2 separate regions of the Homo sapiens genome follow, and region 1 is linked to region 2. A link is a loop called in an ENCODE intact Hi-C map of the cell type or tissue named here. Cell type or tissue: ascending aorta. All regions are shown on one strand. Links, peaks and the distances in the headings refer to the core of each region. The heading gives the core; the rest is flanking DNA. Region 1 has its middle 57 kb from the start of ADAMTS1. Region 2 overlaps APP (amyloid beta precursor protein).

Evidence for each region. A loop is a pair of places that touch in the nucleus more often than their neighbours do. Peaks named below come from ENCODE experiments on the same cell type or tissue, not always from the same donor. Only the 100,000 strongest peaks of a DNase experiment are listed, where the experiment ranks them.
Region 1: a loop joins it to region 2, with 2.8 times the contacts of the local background. A loop is called at or near these places in 1 of 110 quality-filtered maps.

Annotation. Positions count from the first base shown.
Region 1 is chr21:26,784,511-26,793,255 of GRCh38, reverse strand. No RefSeq gene overlaps it. Among named protein-coding and RNA genes, the nearest start is that of ADAMTS1, 57 kb to the left of the region's middle. In ascending aorta, for the core only: no CTCF peak of the experiment used is centred there; a DNase peak (open chromatin) is centred at 4,225; H3K27ac peaks cover 3,226 bases.
Region 2 is chr21:25,925,934-25,934,678 of GRCh38, reverse strand. All of the region lies in intron 13 of APP (amyloid beta precursor protein), which reads left to right. Among named protein-coding and RNA genes, the nearest start is that of GABPA, 200 kb to the right of the region's middle. In ascending aorta, for the core only: a CTCF peak has its summit at 4,299; a DNase peak (open chromatin) is centred at 4,528; H3K4me3 peaks cover 659 bases; H3K27ac peaks cover 3,805 bases.

The sequences.
Region 1 (8,745 bases), core at 2,211-6,210, 860 kb before region 2:
CATGTTTAACTCTACACTTTAGTTCTTTTCTCATATATCATCTTCTCAGCTATCTTAACTAACATTGCAAACTCCTCACTCCATATCTCCCTTACTTTATTATTCTCTTGAGCACCTATAGCCATCTAATATGGCTGAGTTGTCTTAAAATGTGAGCCTCATTAAGAAATATATTCTTGACTCTTGTATTCACTCCTGTACTATAAAACCTACTCCTGTGCCAGTGCCTAGTATATTATTTGGCTCATGGTAGGAACTAAAAAAAAATATTTATTGAATGTTGAAAAAAATAAATGAATCAAGAAACAAGGTTAGCAAATACATGTATTTCTGGTTAAATGTATGATTTACTAGTTCAACCACTGTGGAAGTCAGTGTGGCGATTCCTCAGGGATCTAGAACTAGAAATACCATTTGACCCAGCCATCCCATTATTGGGTATATACCCAAAGAATTATAAATCATGCTGCTATAAACACACATGCACATGTATGTTTATAGCGGCACTATTCACAATAGCAAAGACTTGGAACCAACACAAATGTCCAACAACAATAGACTGGATTAAGAAAATGTGGCACATATACACCATGGAATACTATGCAGCCATAAAAAATGATGAGTTCATGTCCTTTGTAGGGACATAGATGAAACTGGAAACCATCATTCTCAGCAAACTATCACAAGGACAAAAAACCAAACACCGCATGTTCTCACTCATAGGTGGGAACTGAACAATGAGAACACATGGACACAGGAAGGGGAACATCACACTCCAGGGACTGTTGTGGCGTGGGGGGAGGGGGGAGGGATAGCATTAGGAGATATACCTAATGTTAAATGACAAGTTAATGGGTACAGCACACCAACATGACACATGCATACATATGCAACAAACCTGCACATTGTGCACTTGTACCACAAAACTTAAAGTATAATAATAATAAAATTTAAAAATAAATAAATAAATAAAAAAGAAATACTCTCAGAAGAAAAAATGTATGATTTACTCCCTGTCATGTTTGCTTCTCTACCTAGTGAACAGGCTAGAAAGAACAATGCTTCATTATAAGGATATTCTTCTTTAAAGGTGAGATGGTATTCAGACCTGAATAGCAGATACCTCTTGTAGCTATCTCACCATTCCCTAAAGAGTTATTTTAAGATAACAATTCATTTAACATATTCCTTCTCTATAAGAACTAAATAGGCTGGGCACGGTGGCTCACGCCTGTAATCCCAGCACTTTGGGCGGCCGAGACGGGCGGATCACGAGGTCAGGAGATCGAGGCCATCCTGGCTAACATGGTGAAACTCCATCTGTACTAAAAATACAAAAAATTAGCCGGGCTTGTTGGCAGATGCCCGTAGTCCCAGCTACTCAGGAGGCTGAGGCAGGAGAATGCGTGAACCTGGGAGGCGGAGCTTTCTGTGAGCCAAGATTGCACCACCGCACTCCAGCCTGGGTGACAGAGTGAGACTCCGTGTCAAAAAATAAAAAAATAAAATAAATAAAAAAACTGTATAAATGAAATTGTATATTAACTAACTTATCTCAAGCAAATAAAACATTGATATCCTTCAATAAAGTAAAAAAGTAAGACTGGTTTTGGAGCTAACTACATGTCCCCGTCTTTTTTTGTTCTTTGAGATGGAGTTTCGCTCTGTCGCCAGGCTGGAGTGCGGTGGCGCAATTGATCTCGGCTCACTTCAACCTCCGCCTTCCATGTTCAAGCAATTCTCCTGCCTCAGCTTCCCCAGTAGCTGGAATTACAGGTGCCCACCATCACGCCTGGCTAATTTTTTGTATTTTTAGTAGAGATGGAGTTTCGCCATGTTGGGCAGGCTGGTTTCGAACTCCTGACCTCAGGTGATCCACCCGCCTCGGCCTACCAAAGTACTGGGATTACAGGCATGAGCCACCATGCCTGGCCAACTACATGCACATTTTTTATACCCTACATACAGGTCTAGGTGTGAGGTGACAGGTCTAGCTGTGAGGTGATATGGACATGTAGGAAGGTAAGGTGGAGCGGTAGAGACAAAGGACAAATACAAGAACTGTTAGAAATAGAGAAGTCCAGGGCTGGAGATGTGTTGTTCTGGAGGGATCTCTGTAGGGATGAAAATTGGACTGTGAGGGTGAATGAGATTGTTAAGGTAATGAAAAAGAAAAGCAAGAATTCTGAGGATTGAGCCTTGAATTACACGTTTCTTGAGAAGGTGGGAGAAAGAGAAAATGGCAATAAAAAAAATAAGAGGCATGAGACAGGGGTGTGAGGGAATCATGAGAACCTGGTTTCCTAAAAACGTTTCAACCAAGAGGAGCCAGTCTAAATCATTGAATAATATGGCAAGTTCAAGGGTAATCAGGACCTTGGTGGGGAAGAGAGAACATTTATGTTTTCTCAGTAGCCCTGAGCCCTATTATGATTCCCCAACACATTTTTACACCATTGTTTCAAATTTTTTATGCTTTGCTTCTTTCTCCTTTTATCTGTACCTTCAATTTTAGCAAGAACCATGAATCTATCTAGTGAGAGTTTTCCTAACTATGTATAATCACAAAATCTGCTCTGAATTAGGAAGTCTCTTAACCATATAGAATTAAATGTCCAAATATTTATATTTCAAAACAGATTCAGCAGAAATAGACCTCAAAGAAATAGACTTAGCAGGCTTGCAGGAAGGAACAAGCAAAACTGTAACTAAAAAGGGCACATTTTTATTTTATTTTAGTTGGAGCAGTTGGGATCAGTGCCAAACCAGGCCATAGTGAAGCCTGAGGAACAGGAAAAACCAGTAATACATTTTGATATTTTGTTCACCATGTATTTTTTTGTATAAATTTTGATTTTAAATGTTGCACTTAAAATGTTATTTACCTTGATTAGTGAATGTTTTGATGCTTCTTAAATTTTGATCTCAAGATGGGTGGAGCACTGGCTGGGAATGTGCAAATTTGATGGCAGAGGAGAAAATGACAAACTTACACTCAAAACCTGGCTGGAAACACCCCCCGACCTGACTAAATGAAGCTATTTTATCATCTTCATGGCTGTAGATATCAATGTTTATTATCATATAATCCTGTTCATTCAGCCCAGAAGTGACTGGACCAAGACTGGTTATCAAAGACAAACATTTAACAGGGTAACTCCAGTCTATCAGGTAATCCAGGGCAAAATCTTCGTCCAGTGAATTTCATCAGAGAGATCTCACTCTCCAATATCTGAATTAAGAATGCACAGTGGGCTGGGCACGGTGGCTCACGCTTGTAATCCCAGCACTTTGGGAGGCCGAGGTGGGCGGATCACGAGGTCAGCAGATCGAGACCATCCTGGCCAACATGGTGAAACCCCGTCTCTACTAAAAATACAAAAATTAGCCAGGCATGGTGGTGCGTGCCTGTAGTCCCAGCTACTCGGAAGGCTGAGGCAGGAGAATCGCTTGAACCCCCAGGAGGCGGAGGTTGCAGTGAGCCGAGATCGTGCCACTGCACTCCAGCCTGGCAACAGAGCAAGACTCTGTCTCAAAAAAAGAAAAGAAAAAAAAAGAATGCACAGGGGCCAGGCGCGGTGGCTCATGCCTGTAAATCCAGCATTTTAAGAAGCTGAGGTGTGTGGATCACCTCAGGTCAGAAGTTCAAGACCAGCCTGGCCAACATGGTGAAACCCGTCTCTACTAAAAATACAAAAATTAAGATCAAGAGAGTCAGTGAGTGGAGAGTTTAAGAAGAAAGACACCTTCACATCTGTGACAGAAAGTATGAAGCCAGGCATTTGAGAGCAAGAGACAAGGGTATGAAAGAATTTACATTGGATAAAATCAGAATCCTTTGCTGACAGTCGACTTGAAAGGGAAAACTGGGAAGCCCTTGAGCACATTTCAGGATATGCTGGAAAAAGATAAGAAATGAATAACATGATTGATTTGTTGACTTACTTATTTTCTATGGGTGGTTTTTCATTGTAAGGAATTAAATTTATCATGTAGGCTTTCTGATTTTTAATGTCATATCACAAAATCTTCTGTAATTCATTTGTTTCATATTCCAAGCTTCAAGCATTTTGTCCTGCTAGACAACTCCAAAATAGGCAGAAGTTTCCTTTATTTTCTTTTTCCTCTTTCCTGTAGTCCAACATGAGCTACTCCATTTAAACAAATCCTGAGCCAAGTTCTGCTGTCAGTGACTTCCACGCCAAGTCCTAGCTGGACACTCACGCTCAGTTCCAGTTGCACTGATGCTGATATCCACGGCAGTTGTGCGTAAGAATAAGAGGTCAGGAAGTGACCCCAAAATTGCGTGTAACAGTAACTGACGGCTAATATTTGGCCCGAACTGAGTACAGCTACTTTAAGCAGAGTAATTTGTTGGTAATATCCTTCACCAACTTGACTGCTAACATCAAGACAACTCAAGTCAAGAACAATTACGTTAATCATGGGACAAATACAAATGTGAAAACAAAATATAAATAAACTTAACTGTTCAGATCTCAAGGGTTAGCAGTCAGCGTTATGAAACACATGAAAATAAAGTTAATCCTGTAATCGCAGGACTTTGGGAGGCCGAGGCGGGTGGATCACGAGGTCAGGAGATAGAGACCATCCTGGCTAACACGGTGAAACCCCGTCTCTACTAAAAATACAAAAAATTAGTCGGGCGTGGTGGTGGGAGCCTGTAGTCCCAGCTGCTCAGGAGGCTGAGGCAGGAGAATGGCATGAACCCGGGAGGCGGAGCTTGCAGTGAGCCGAGATAGGGCCACTGCAGTCCAGCCTGGGCGACAGAACGAGACTCCGTCTCAAAAAAAAAAACAAGAAAATAAAGCTAATAAGATACAAACGTGAATATGTGTTAAGACAGAAAAGGATTTTCAAGGAAAATAGAAAGCATGGGAGAGGCTTTGGAGATGATGGTTCAAAGCTGTAGATAAATTCAGATGCCCCGTATATTATCAAGGTTGCTAACAATGTAAATAATGCATTAATAACTTACATTCGCATCAATAGGAGACCAGTAACATTGAAGGCCAGGAAAGAACATTTATTTTTTTCATGATGTTACTTCATCTATGGAAATGATCTAAGGGGCCCACCCTTTAAAAATAAAAGGTACAAATATTACATTTCTAAAATACTACCTGTCAAGGAAATCTTTTATGTCATATTACCTGTCAAATAGAATAATTCATAAGAAAGCAGTGCAAAATCTCAACAAATTAGATATGAGAGTCTGCCGAGAAGAGAGACTAAAGTCTAAATTCATTACCATCTGGAGAACCATACTTATGTCTTAAGGACACCATCTCATTAACTTTATGTTTTGTTCAATAATGACAAGTACATCCGAAGTGATACACTGTTCCATTTGTTATAGCAAAGCCAACAGAATAGTCTATTATATTTTTTAACATTAGCTTTGTTATTTTTAGACTAAACAAGCACTCATATCACAAAAAGAAATCACTTTTGTAAAACAGTGGGTCAGTTGTCCATGTCTTGTGTTTCATCAATAAAGATAAAAATGATATGGTAGATGTTTTATACTGAATTAAGCCTATTACTAGATCTTTTGAAAATAGAAACTATTAAAACCATTTAGATTATATTAATAGTATAATGCAGACTTTTGAATGATACAATAGTACACTTAGATATCTGATATGCTCACAATATTTAATTGAGAAATTTAACTTTAAAAACAAATATGTATTTTGTTTTCTACTAATGTTTTTCTAGTCCTGACTTTTACTTTTATTTTTCTTTTCAATATGTAAAATATAACAACATGGGTCTAATATAATTACATGAACTTGAAGAAATCACGTCTTTAGTTTTTTTAGTTTTATTTATTATGACTTATACAAACATTCTGTAAAGATAAATTTTATAGAGAATGGAATAGCTATTATCAAATATGTGAGGAATTATCTTGGGTAAAAATTACCAGGCTTATTCAAATTTGGCTCAGAGGAAAAAAATCAAACCAAAAAGAGAAATTTAGTCCTGAGTGCAAAAAAAAAAAAGCTTTTCCAACCAGAAGTTTCCTCAGGTACTGACATTCTAGGACTATGACAAGGCCATGTGGTAATTAGTCAAAATGTTGAAGAGAATTCCAGAATATTTGGATTTTTTTTTTTTTTTTTTTTTTTTTTGAGACAGAGTCTCACTCCACTGCAGTACAGTGGCATGATCTTGGCTCACTGCAACCTCTGCTTCCCAGGTTCAAGTAATTCTCCTGCCTCTGCCTCCTGAGTAGCTGGGATTACAGGCACCCAACACCATACCCAGCTAATTTTTGTATTTTTAGTGGAGATGGGGTTTTACCATGTTGTTCAGGCTGGTCTTGAACTCCTGACCTCAAGTGATCCAACCACCTTGGTCTCCCACAGTGCTGGGATTACAGGTGTGAGCCACTGCATCTGGCCTGATTTTCTAATTTTTTTTTTTTCAAACACTAGAAATCCTTGATTTTTAAAACTCTGAATTCATTAAATTAAAATATCCCATACTTAGCAAATATTGATGTGCTTTTTAACAAGAGACAGGTCAATGTGTTCAGAGAGGTAAATCACCACTCAAACCTTGATTATCATTATTTGATTCTGAATTTGATATCTATAAAATCTGCATAAATTGTTTACACAGAGGGGAAATTACATAAAATTATATTTGAAAATATAAAAAATTCTTCAGCAATTTCAATAAATGAATGATAGAAAACATTTTTAGATATGAAGTAAAAATTACATAATATGTTGGTAAATAAGAAGAAATTGAAGTGTGAAATGGTTGGAGCCTAACTTCTTGTTGATGTTTAATTTTATGGTCCTAAAACATATATTTAGAGAAATTGAACTCCATCCACATTTAAGCTTTCTACTGGTATATACGTATTTGTTTGCATATAAGGCAGAATTCTTTAACTATGTCTTCATAAAAAATTTTTCATAGTGTCAAAAAATGACAGTTCGGTGTTGTGCTGCCTGAATGGTCGTATCTGCACACCTGACTCATCTAAGTGGATGAATTCTTTTTTTCTATACATATTTTTTTTCTAAAATATAGCTCAATGTTATCATTCTAACACAGCCCAAGCTCTGCATATGGACTATGGTGCTAAACTGGAATGGCTTGGTATAAGCTGCTCACTTTGCAAGGTAGAAAATGAAAATCATGAAGGCTGGGGAAATTTTCCAAACACAGTTTTAAAACATGTGGCCCTTCAGAATTATAAATCAAATGTTCTTATAGTTGGAGAAAAACTGTCTCTGTGTAAACAAGGACACAATGCATGGGAAGGAAATCTGAATTAATACCTTGCAGCTTAGAGAGGTATCCTAACAAAGAATACAGCCCATGGTTCTCCAAGGAGACCTTCCAAAGACTTCTCCTACTGGTGGTTGTCATCTGAGAGAATTATTCTTGGAAAGGTCATCTTAAATGTTTCTCCAAATGGCTGGGAATGATGAGGGGAACCAAGCACATCACATAACTGAACCCTCTGTGCTCCACATTGGATTTTCCTAATGTAAGGTTGTATCTAGAAATTTGAATTTATTTATGTTTGCTTTCTGGTTATTGAACTTGTTGCTTGAATGTTGGCAAATAAGTTGTTTTGCAGAAACTGTCTTTCAAGCAAAAATCCCAGATCTTAAGTTCTGAAAGTGGGATATGGGTAGAAATGAGAGAACTGGCACAGAAAGCAGTCACTGGGAGTGTAAGTTTGAAAATAGTCATCATAAATGCAAAGGAAAATATCAGAAGGAAAAGAGACAGGATAAGGACTCCTTCTTCTGGTTGTATCCCTCACCATTCCAGTGTGGAAAAGCACATTTAATAATGCCTTTTGGCAGTAAGTTCAAGGAGAGAAAGACTTTGGAAAGAGAATTGGCAGGACATAAGCCATCCCAGGAAAAGGAAAAAAAAAAAAGGAGAAAAATAGAATAGAATGTTAAGAGATATGTGTAGTAAGAAGATGGCTGTGGTGCACAGAGTCCTGACCTTGGAGTTCCTTTCTGGCTTCTTTTTGATGACGTGGAGTAGTTTGGCCAAGATTTGGAAAAGGTTTTGGGTGCAGTAGGTCATTTCTCAAGGGGCTACTCTTTCTGCACTACTTAGGTTTATATTGCCTGGAATATCACTGCAGTGACACAAATTTGGGCTTGGTGGGAACATTCAGTTCTTCTTAGTTTCTTCCTCTCTTCCTAGTTGTAGGATGTGTCTAGGATCATAGGTGGCTGTAGTGTGACGGAGAGTGCATTGGGCCTCTAATAACGAAAGGTGATTTCAAAGCTAAGTGCTCAAACCCATCAGCTCTGATGTTATTTCAGACGCAGCATAGTGAGTGAATAGGATGAAAAGATTCAAAAGAACAATGCCAGTGTTCAAGTGGCTATATTACATTGACTCTGTGTTAGCAGAGACAGGTTACCTAATCTATTGCCTCAGGCTCTGAATCTATAAAAGGGAGAGAAAAAAGTACTTTAGAAATGTATTAAGTTAATACATTCAATATACCTAATACAGTTCTTGGATTTTAACACGCTTCAAATGAGTGCTAGCTAGTATTTTTATTGTGCCAAGGTAGAATGATAGTCTTACTTCCTCTCTCTGAACTATTGCATACACCTGGTTCCATGACTTTCACTAACGTTCCATCATGCACCCTGGACACTAGAGGGTCTTCCTTTAACAGCACTCTGAGTTCTAGATGATCTGGAGTGTGGGAAATTGATGCAT
Region 2 (8,745 bases), core at 2,549-6,548:
ATGGATCACAAGGTCAGGAGTTCAAGACCAGCCTGGCCAATATGGTGAAACCCCGTCTCAACTAAAAATACAAAAATTAGTCGGGGATGGTTGCGGGCGCCTGTAGTCTCAGCTACTCGGGAGGCTGAGGCAGGAGAATTGCTTGAACCTGGGAGGAAGAGGTTACAGTGAGCCGAGATCACGCTACTGCATTCCAGCCTGGTGACTGGAGCGAGACTCCATCTCAAAAAAAAAGAAACCACATTCTATTCCAGTATATTTATTATAACCAGAAATTCTTGTCTTATCAGCAAATAGCTAATATTCACTTACATGGGCAGTGTATTAGATTCCTAGGGCTGCTGGAACCAGTTACCACAAACCGCATGGCCGAAACCAACAGAAATATACTCTCATTATCTCATTATTCTAGAGGTTAGAAGTCCTAAAGCAAGGTGTTGCCAGGGCCACACTGCCTCTTACAGCTCTAGGGGAGAATCTGTTTCATGCCTTTCGCTTGCTCTAGTGCTGCTGCCAGCCCTTGATATTCCTTTGGTTGGTACATGCACCCCTCCAATCTCCACCTCTGTCTTCACATGGTGTTACTCCCCATGTCTCTGTTTCTGTGTCTTCTCTAATATGATTAAGGGCCCACCCTTCTCCATTGTGACCTCATCTTATATCTGCAAAGACCCTGTTTCCAAGTAAGGCTGTATTCTTAGGTGTAGGCATTAGGACTTCAACATATATTTTGGGGGAAAATTCAACCCATAATGCGGTTATGTTTTTATTTTCCTTGACTTTTAAGAATGTGAACTATTGTCAAATTTTTTCAACCACTATCAAATTTAAATCTAAGAACTACATGTCTTAAATTTATGACCTCTTCATTAAAAAAAAAATAATAACATTTAATTGGTACCAAAACGTGAAAGAGTTTAATGCTTTGCATTTGCTTGAGGCTGATTAATGAGTAAATGTGTCAACTGTGGCTGTTTTAATTAGCCAGGGTTAATTAATGTTTACCACACTTGGAAGATGAAAAGGCATGTATAAATGCTCTATAATGTGAATCATTTTTTAATTTGTTGTTGAAGCTTATAGTGTAGCCAAGTAAGGATTGCTTACATCATACTTACAAAGGGAGGTTCATTAATGGATACAAATACACAGTTTGATAGAAGAAGCAAGACCTAGTATTTAATTATCAGCAAGGTGACTAATTTACAGTAATCTACTGTATATTTAAAAATAGCTAGGAGAACCTAATTTGAAAGTTTCTAGCGTAAAGAAGACAGGCTGGGCACGATGGCTTACACCTATAGTCCCAGCACTTGGGAAGGCCGAGGTGGGAAAATCACTTGACCCCAGCAATTCAAGACTAGCCAGGGCATCATAGTGAGACCCCATCTCTACAAAACAAATATTTAAAAATTAGCCAGGTGTGATGGTGCATGCCTGTAGACCCAGCTGCTCTGGAGGCTGAGGTGAGAAGATCACTTGAGCCCAGCAGTTCAAGGTTCAAGTGAGCTATGATCACATCACTGCACTCCAGCCTGAGTGACAGAGAGAGACCCTTCCTCAAAGCAAAAAGAAAAGAAAAACATTTAAGTGATGGATATCCCATTATACTGATTTGATCTTTCCAAATTATATGAATATATTAAGTTTTCTCATATAATCTGAAAATATGCACATCTATTATGTATCAATAAAAAATAAAATTTTAAAAATGTAAAAAACGATGTTGGAGCACTATGGTACTTAACGTAGAGGCTCTGACTTTTGAGGTACATTCATTACCTGTTACTGAAGTTGAGTATGCTTTAATATTGTATGTTTAGAAAAGGTAGTTACATTTTTAAATCTGATTGTGTAAGAAGAAAAGAGTAGAAATGTTTGGGGCCAAGTCAATAATTATTTAGTATATCATAATTTGAGATGAAATGTGTTTTTTTTTTTCTTTTTTAGTTTCAAGTTGAAACATTTTAAGAACAGATAAGGAAAGGCTAACTGTGCTGAGATGAAAATAACATTTTTAAAGTAACTATCTTAAAGAAAATACATTTCTAGAATTTTGTGTAAATTTTCAACAAAGACTCAGAAGCCTGGATGAGGTCTTGTGCCAAGACTGGAAAGTGTGGGGATTAGAAAAAGTTTGAAGAGATTGTTGTGAGATCCTCTCGTATGAGGCCTGAAGCTGTACATCCATGGAAAGCAGTTACCCCAGGCGGGAAAACAGGTTATCCATTCTCGAGTGAGTGGCCGGGTGGGAAATAGTCCATCATGTCGAATGGATCGTACTTTCCAGCACCAAGATTTGTGGTTCTCTAGGTGAATAAGATGACACCCCTTCACTTCACTTCACTTCACCATTGTCTGCATGGAGTACGTATCTAAAAACAAATTAGCAAAAAGGTTGGGTCTACTTTACTTTTCATCTCCTACACTATTTTCTTCTTTGTTCTCGGCAGGAAAAGATGAAGTTGCATTTTATTATTATCTCATAGGATTCTTATTCTAAAATGATTTGATTTAAAACCCATTGCACTTTATTTGGATAAAAAATGCTTCACTCTCTAGTTCTTAACAATAACACCAGCCTGATTTTATTACGTTAAGCACTGCAATTAGACAATACAAAGAATTTGCAGCAACAACATGTTATTTTATCATGGGTGGAACTGTTCATTGTCTAGCAGAATTTATTACCAGATAAATCCCTTTTGGGGAATCTAATGTGGATGTTTTTTTCAAAGCGCCTGTGGAGTTCTGCTAGTATTGGGAACGTTTCCATTTTCATTCTGATGCTTCCCTGTGGGCTGTTTCAGCATAGAAGTGAGCTCTCTGGGTCCATGTTTCCATTGGCTCCACCCAATATTCTGAAAGATTGCAACTCAACATGTGTAAACAGAACCTTTCTCCCCCATATTTTCTCTTTTCGTAGATTAAACTCAGGTCAAGAATTAGAAGTTTATCCTCCACCCCGATAGCATCTCGCCCTATCCCAAATACCGCCACCAAAATGCCCACTGTTTTTCCTTGGGCCAGTTCCTGAAATATCTTTCTGGCTGTATCACTCTTGTGTGCATCCTTATCGGCTATGCTTTTGGCCATTTTTTACTGCTGACTTGTCTGGTTAGTCTTTTATAATCTCCAGGCTTCTCCTCCATCCTTTTTTTACAGTTTACCTGTTCATGAAGCGCAGGTCACTTGACCCGTAGAATTCCCATAGGCTGGGATTTTGCTAATTGCATACTCATGGTATAGGTCAGTGTATTCCTCTGCCCTCTGTATCCCACAAACTGAAAGCCTCTTGGCTAAGCTGCTTCCCTTTTCACTTCCCTTGTACCACAGCAGCCAGAAGAGTCACAGATCCTGGGCAGCTTGTCCTCTGTGCCTCGGTACATGCACTTGTATCTGCTAGGACAATGATCTCTTTCCCTGGGGCCCCACTGTAATATCACTAGTCACATCCCTAAAGCCCAGGCTTGTTTCTTTGTCATTCTGTCGGTATCCCTACCATAACACTTGTAATAGTAATTATTTTTATGCCCATCTTTTCTTCTGAACCATGAGCCCTTCAAGTGAAAAGAAATTGATGAAGTTATTTCTAGCACTCCCCTGGAAAAAGGAAGGCAGGCAGGGAGGGAGGGGCTCACTAGTTTATGATAAAGTGGTTTGATTTTCTTGGTTGCAGATTATTTCTTTTAAAGTGACTCTTTTCAGCTTCTCTCACTCCTGTGCATCGTGAATGCTCTCCTGAAGACAGACGCTTTCCATTCATTTCCAAGCCCCCCATGTGAAGTGCTTTCTGTTGCCAGGCTTGGTTTCCCCACACGTTGTTAAAGAAGTTAAAGAAGCTTGTGAATAAGCTAAAGCAGAGGAGAAAGAACCATTGCTATATCTAGAATTGTTCACCAGAAAGCAAGTTTTGTGTTAAAGAAAACACGAGTAGGCCACTGTGCAGAAGTGCTTACAGGGTTTGTGTGCTTTTTAAAATCTGCATAAATAAACATTTCAAATGAGCTATCATATATACAAGGATGATGTGCTGTCTGTGGGAAAAGGACCCAATCCTGTGTTGTGATTTTACATATATATATATATATAATTTGTGCTATTACACACTTGCCTGATCCCCTTATAATTATCTGCATAAGTCTTTTTAGGCTCTTTGAATGAAATTCACTATGTATGGATGTTGAAAATCATCCTTTCTACCATGAGCTCATCAGACTTGCTAACCAATTCTTTGCATCCTTTGAAGTATAAAATTCCATCAATTCAGCATGTATCAACATGAATCAATTAGAATGCACTTTCTTCACAGCATGGCGGAGTTTTTGCTGGCTGCCGGGAGGGGCACTGTTTCCCAATTCATTCATTTGCTTGGGCCCGCCCCAGGATCCTTCTTATCCCGGTCAGATAGACTTCTCTCATGAGCTTGAGAGACGGGGCTGGTCACACAGGACACGGCTTTAGGGACACGACTCACTGAAACTACAAAATGAGTGCTGCTCTTAGAGTTGTACCCACAGCCTGCACAGCTGTTATGGCAATGCTGTGGGCAAGTCTTGCTACGGCCCATTCTCCTCCCTCCCTTGTCCTGTTGGAAGGTTCAGGTTGGAGCTGAAATTCAGTCCAGCACGCAGCTGGACAAGCCATGTCTCCTGTATGTGACTCACTCCCCAGAGAAAGCATCATGTGGACTAGTAAGGGCTTGGCTTTATCAGAAGCAAAGGAGAGGTTTACATCTCTTCTTGCTCTCTCTTAGTGGGTTCAGAGCTCCAGCAGAAAAAATGGGACACTGTGGATTGATCTCCAGAAAACCCCAAAACCAGCACTGAAGGCTCCAGGAGATTATGCCTTTAGATTGTATACAGGCACCAGAATGACTTTTGCCTTTATAAAAATGCGTGCAAGAGCATGAAAACTAATATTTGAGGAATTTTTTTTTCTCACTGTACTTTCTGGTCCTCACTGAAAGCATTGGCAGTTTTAAAAAATGAAATGTGATACTGTTATAGACGTAGCAAACCTCACGTTTCATTTTTTCCAATTCATTCTATATCTAGGAACTTACTTAGAAGGAGAAACAAACTGTACCCAGAAAAAGGAATGAAACTGGAGAATTCTTCCTCATGATTCCTCTGTGTCCTCAGGCCTAATTATCCTCATTCCAAAGACTCTCCATTGCCTCAATAACTTCGAAAAATTTACTCTCCTTAAGCATAGTCATAAAAATTGCATAGTAAAGTGATAAAGAGACGAAAATAATGCTGTAAGAATAAAACCATTAAAAAAAAACCACTACTCTTGATTATTTCTGCTGTTAGAATTGTAAATGAATTCTCATTCCTTTTTTCTACATTTTTGGCATGAAATTTATGTTACTCTTATAATTAGTAAAAACATTATATTTTATTAATAAAAGAAGACTCACAGTGAAGTCATAACATATGCTGCAGAGGTTAGACTCTTCAAGTCAGATTTGAAGAGAGAATTTCACGTAACAATCACCTTGAAATGTCTTCAGGTCAGCCATCAAAGTACACATCTCTCAACCAGCCAGGCAGCCAGTTTTTCCTCCAGCATGTGAAGAGTGAAGAGATAGCTGTTTCTTGGCTTAAAGACCATATGAAATAATTGACTTATGTTTAAAAGATATGAGGGATCAGGCCGGGTGCAGTGGCTCATGCCTGTAATCCCAGCACTTTGGGAGGCCGAGGCGGGTGGATCACAAGGTTAGAAGATCGAGACCATCCCGGCCAACATGGTGAAACCCTGTCTCTACTAAAAATACAAAAACTAGCCGGGCGTAGTGATGCGCGCCTGTAATCCCAGCTACTCAGGAGGCCGAGGTTGCCATGAGCCGAGATTACGCCTCTGCAGTCCAACCTGGTGACAGAGCAAGACTCTGTCTCCAGTTAAAAAAAAAAAAAAGGCATCAAAATTACATTCACTTCTATTTTTATTTTTGTTTGTAGAAGACATGCAGTTTGTATCACATTAATGGGCATATGATGTAATTTCACTATAAATCGAACCAGAGGAAGACATCCAAATATGTATAAATTAAAGCTGACAATGCCTACAGTACTAAACTTTTTGTTTTAGTATAATTGGAGACTTAGAAAAGTTCTAAAAATATATTTAAAAATTTTTAAAGGAAGTTGCAGACATAATGGCCCTTTACACCTAAATACTTCACTGTACGTTTCCTCAAAACAAGAAGATATGTGTGTGTGTGTTTGTGTGTGTGTGTTGTAATCTTAATACAGCATCTTTCAGAGATTATTTCTGTAGTATATAAACTTGGTTTTTTTGTTTGTTTGTTTGTTTGTTTGTTTGTTTTGAGATGGAGTCTCGCTCTGTCGCCCAGGCTGGAGTGCAGTGGCACAATCTTGGCTCGCTGCAAGCTCCGCCTCCCAGGTTCACACCATTCTCCTGCCTCAGCCTCCTGAGTAGCTGGGACTACAGGCGCCTGCACCATGCCCGGCTAATTTTTGTATTTTTAGTAGAGACGCGATTTCACCTCGTTAGCCAGGATGGTGTCGATCTCCTGACCTCGTGAACCGCCCACCTCAGCCTCCCAAAATGCTGGGATTACAGGCGTGAGCCACCGCGCCTGGCCATAAAGTTGTTTTTTAGTCTCTACTTTAAGTTCCTGACAACCCAGGCAGGACCAAGACTCCCTAATGTAGTTGGAAATCAGATCAGCACATTGGCACAAGTTCTACAGGTAAACGGGAAAAAGGAGCCCTACAATCTGCTTTTAGATGCCAGGGAGCCTGGCTGGTCTTTATCTTGATTACTGACTGATGCCACTGGTAGGTCTAAGTTCTTTGATCTATGATGTTTGAAAGCCAAAAGGAAATGTGTTTTAAAGGAAAAGGGACTTCTTCTGTACCCTCAGTCTAAGCCAGACAAGTGATATTTCAGGAAAATGTCCCTAGCAATAAGGAATATTTTCACAAATGATGTGAAGCTTTGTTTGTGTCCCTTCCAGGGCAGTTTGTTACCATAAGGGGACAAAGCATGCTTCATTTAAACATGTGTGGCCAGGAAACTGTTATTTTTAAACAAAAATAAACCCCGATTTAGACATGTAGTCTGAGTTTTAACTCTGGGAGATTTTCAAGATTGATAGTGTAGCTAAAAATAACTGACCTAATTTTCTGGAGGTCAAGATAAAAACTGGATTTGTGGTACAGCATTTACTTTGTGATAATATGTGTATAAATTCTTCCCCAAGTTGGAAAATGTGGCCGCGTCATACAGGGCTGTATCTCTCTTGACCATTGAAGTGCCTAGGTCGCTACACTACAATTTGACTTAGAGTTGGTGAAACTTCTGGCCATTCACGTAGCCATCGTATTCATCCTGAGAAAGGGAAACCTAAAGACTTGGGAGAGTGTTCTGGGAGGAAAGTGCTATTGAGAATGGGCTGTCCAAGCAAAGTGACAGGCAGGCCTCACTTAGCTAGAAGAGGGAGCTTTTCAGCCCTGCTCCACCATCAGGAATCTCCGTGACCTTGGACTACTGCTTTAATCTCTTTTATCCTGGCTTCTAAAAGATACCGTCGAATTCATTCTTTTTCAAACCTATCAAAAATTTGAAATGTATGAAAAAGAGGGTGCTTGTGATGATAGATGGGTTTATGCTTCCTTTTTTTTTTTTTTTTTTTTTTTTTTGAGACGGAGTCTCACTCTGTTGCCCAGACTGGAGTGCAGTGGCGCGATCTCGGCTCACTGCAAGCTCCGCCTCCGGGGTTCACACCATTCTCCTGCCTCAGCCTCCCGAGTAGCTGGGACTACAGTGCCACCACCACATCTGGCTAATTTTTTTTGTATTTTCAGTAAAGATGGGGTTTCACCATGTTAGCCAGGATGCTCTCGATCTCCTGACCTCATGATTCCAAAGTGCTGGGATTACAGGCGTGATATGCTTCTTTAATATTAGTTTCTAATCCAAGTAATATAGCCATGTCCTCTATAAAATGGAACTTTTCATGGAACAGTGAGAAGGTTGCATTAGGAATTGGGATACTTGGGTTCAGATTTCAGTTCTGCCACTTGCTAGTTTTAAGTATACTTCTCAGGATGGATGTCAGTTTGTTCAACTGTCAGTGGGAGTAGTGATCCCACTAAGGAAGATTATTGTGGTTATCAAATCAGCAGATGGGTATGAAAAGGCCATGAGTGCAGTTCTCATGGTTATGAAGGTGTCATAACTGGCATAGTCCCATCACAGTATGGCTTTGGCATCGCAGATGGCTGTAGCATATATGCTAATCAGAACATCCCTACCGTCCTTAAAGATCTCATGGGTTCTCTCCCAAATCAGCTGCTCCACCGACCTACAAGTAAGTCCATGCTTCTTTAGTATATTTACTCACTAGTGAAGGCCCGTCTGCTAAAAGTGTCTTCAGTAGGGGAGAGCTGCTCTTTTCTGGGAAACCCAGCAATGAAGTTTGTCCTGTGATGCCCTCTACACTTACTGACCTGTTTCCTGAGAACTTCCCGTAACAAATGGTCCAGGGAAGAAGGAAGTCTGTGACCAGTCTTTCCTTTCCTGTGGCTTTCTGGTTCAGAAATGTGACCCTGATGATAAGAAACTTCAAGGCATGACTCTGGTGTTTTGGCAATATTCCCCTGGCAGTATTGTTTCTTGGCTCACACTCATCTCATGCCTTGCTTTGTTTGCTTTGTTTTTGAGAATTGTTTTTTTGTTTGTTGTTTGTTTTTGGTTTTGGCTTGTGAG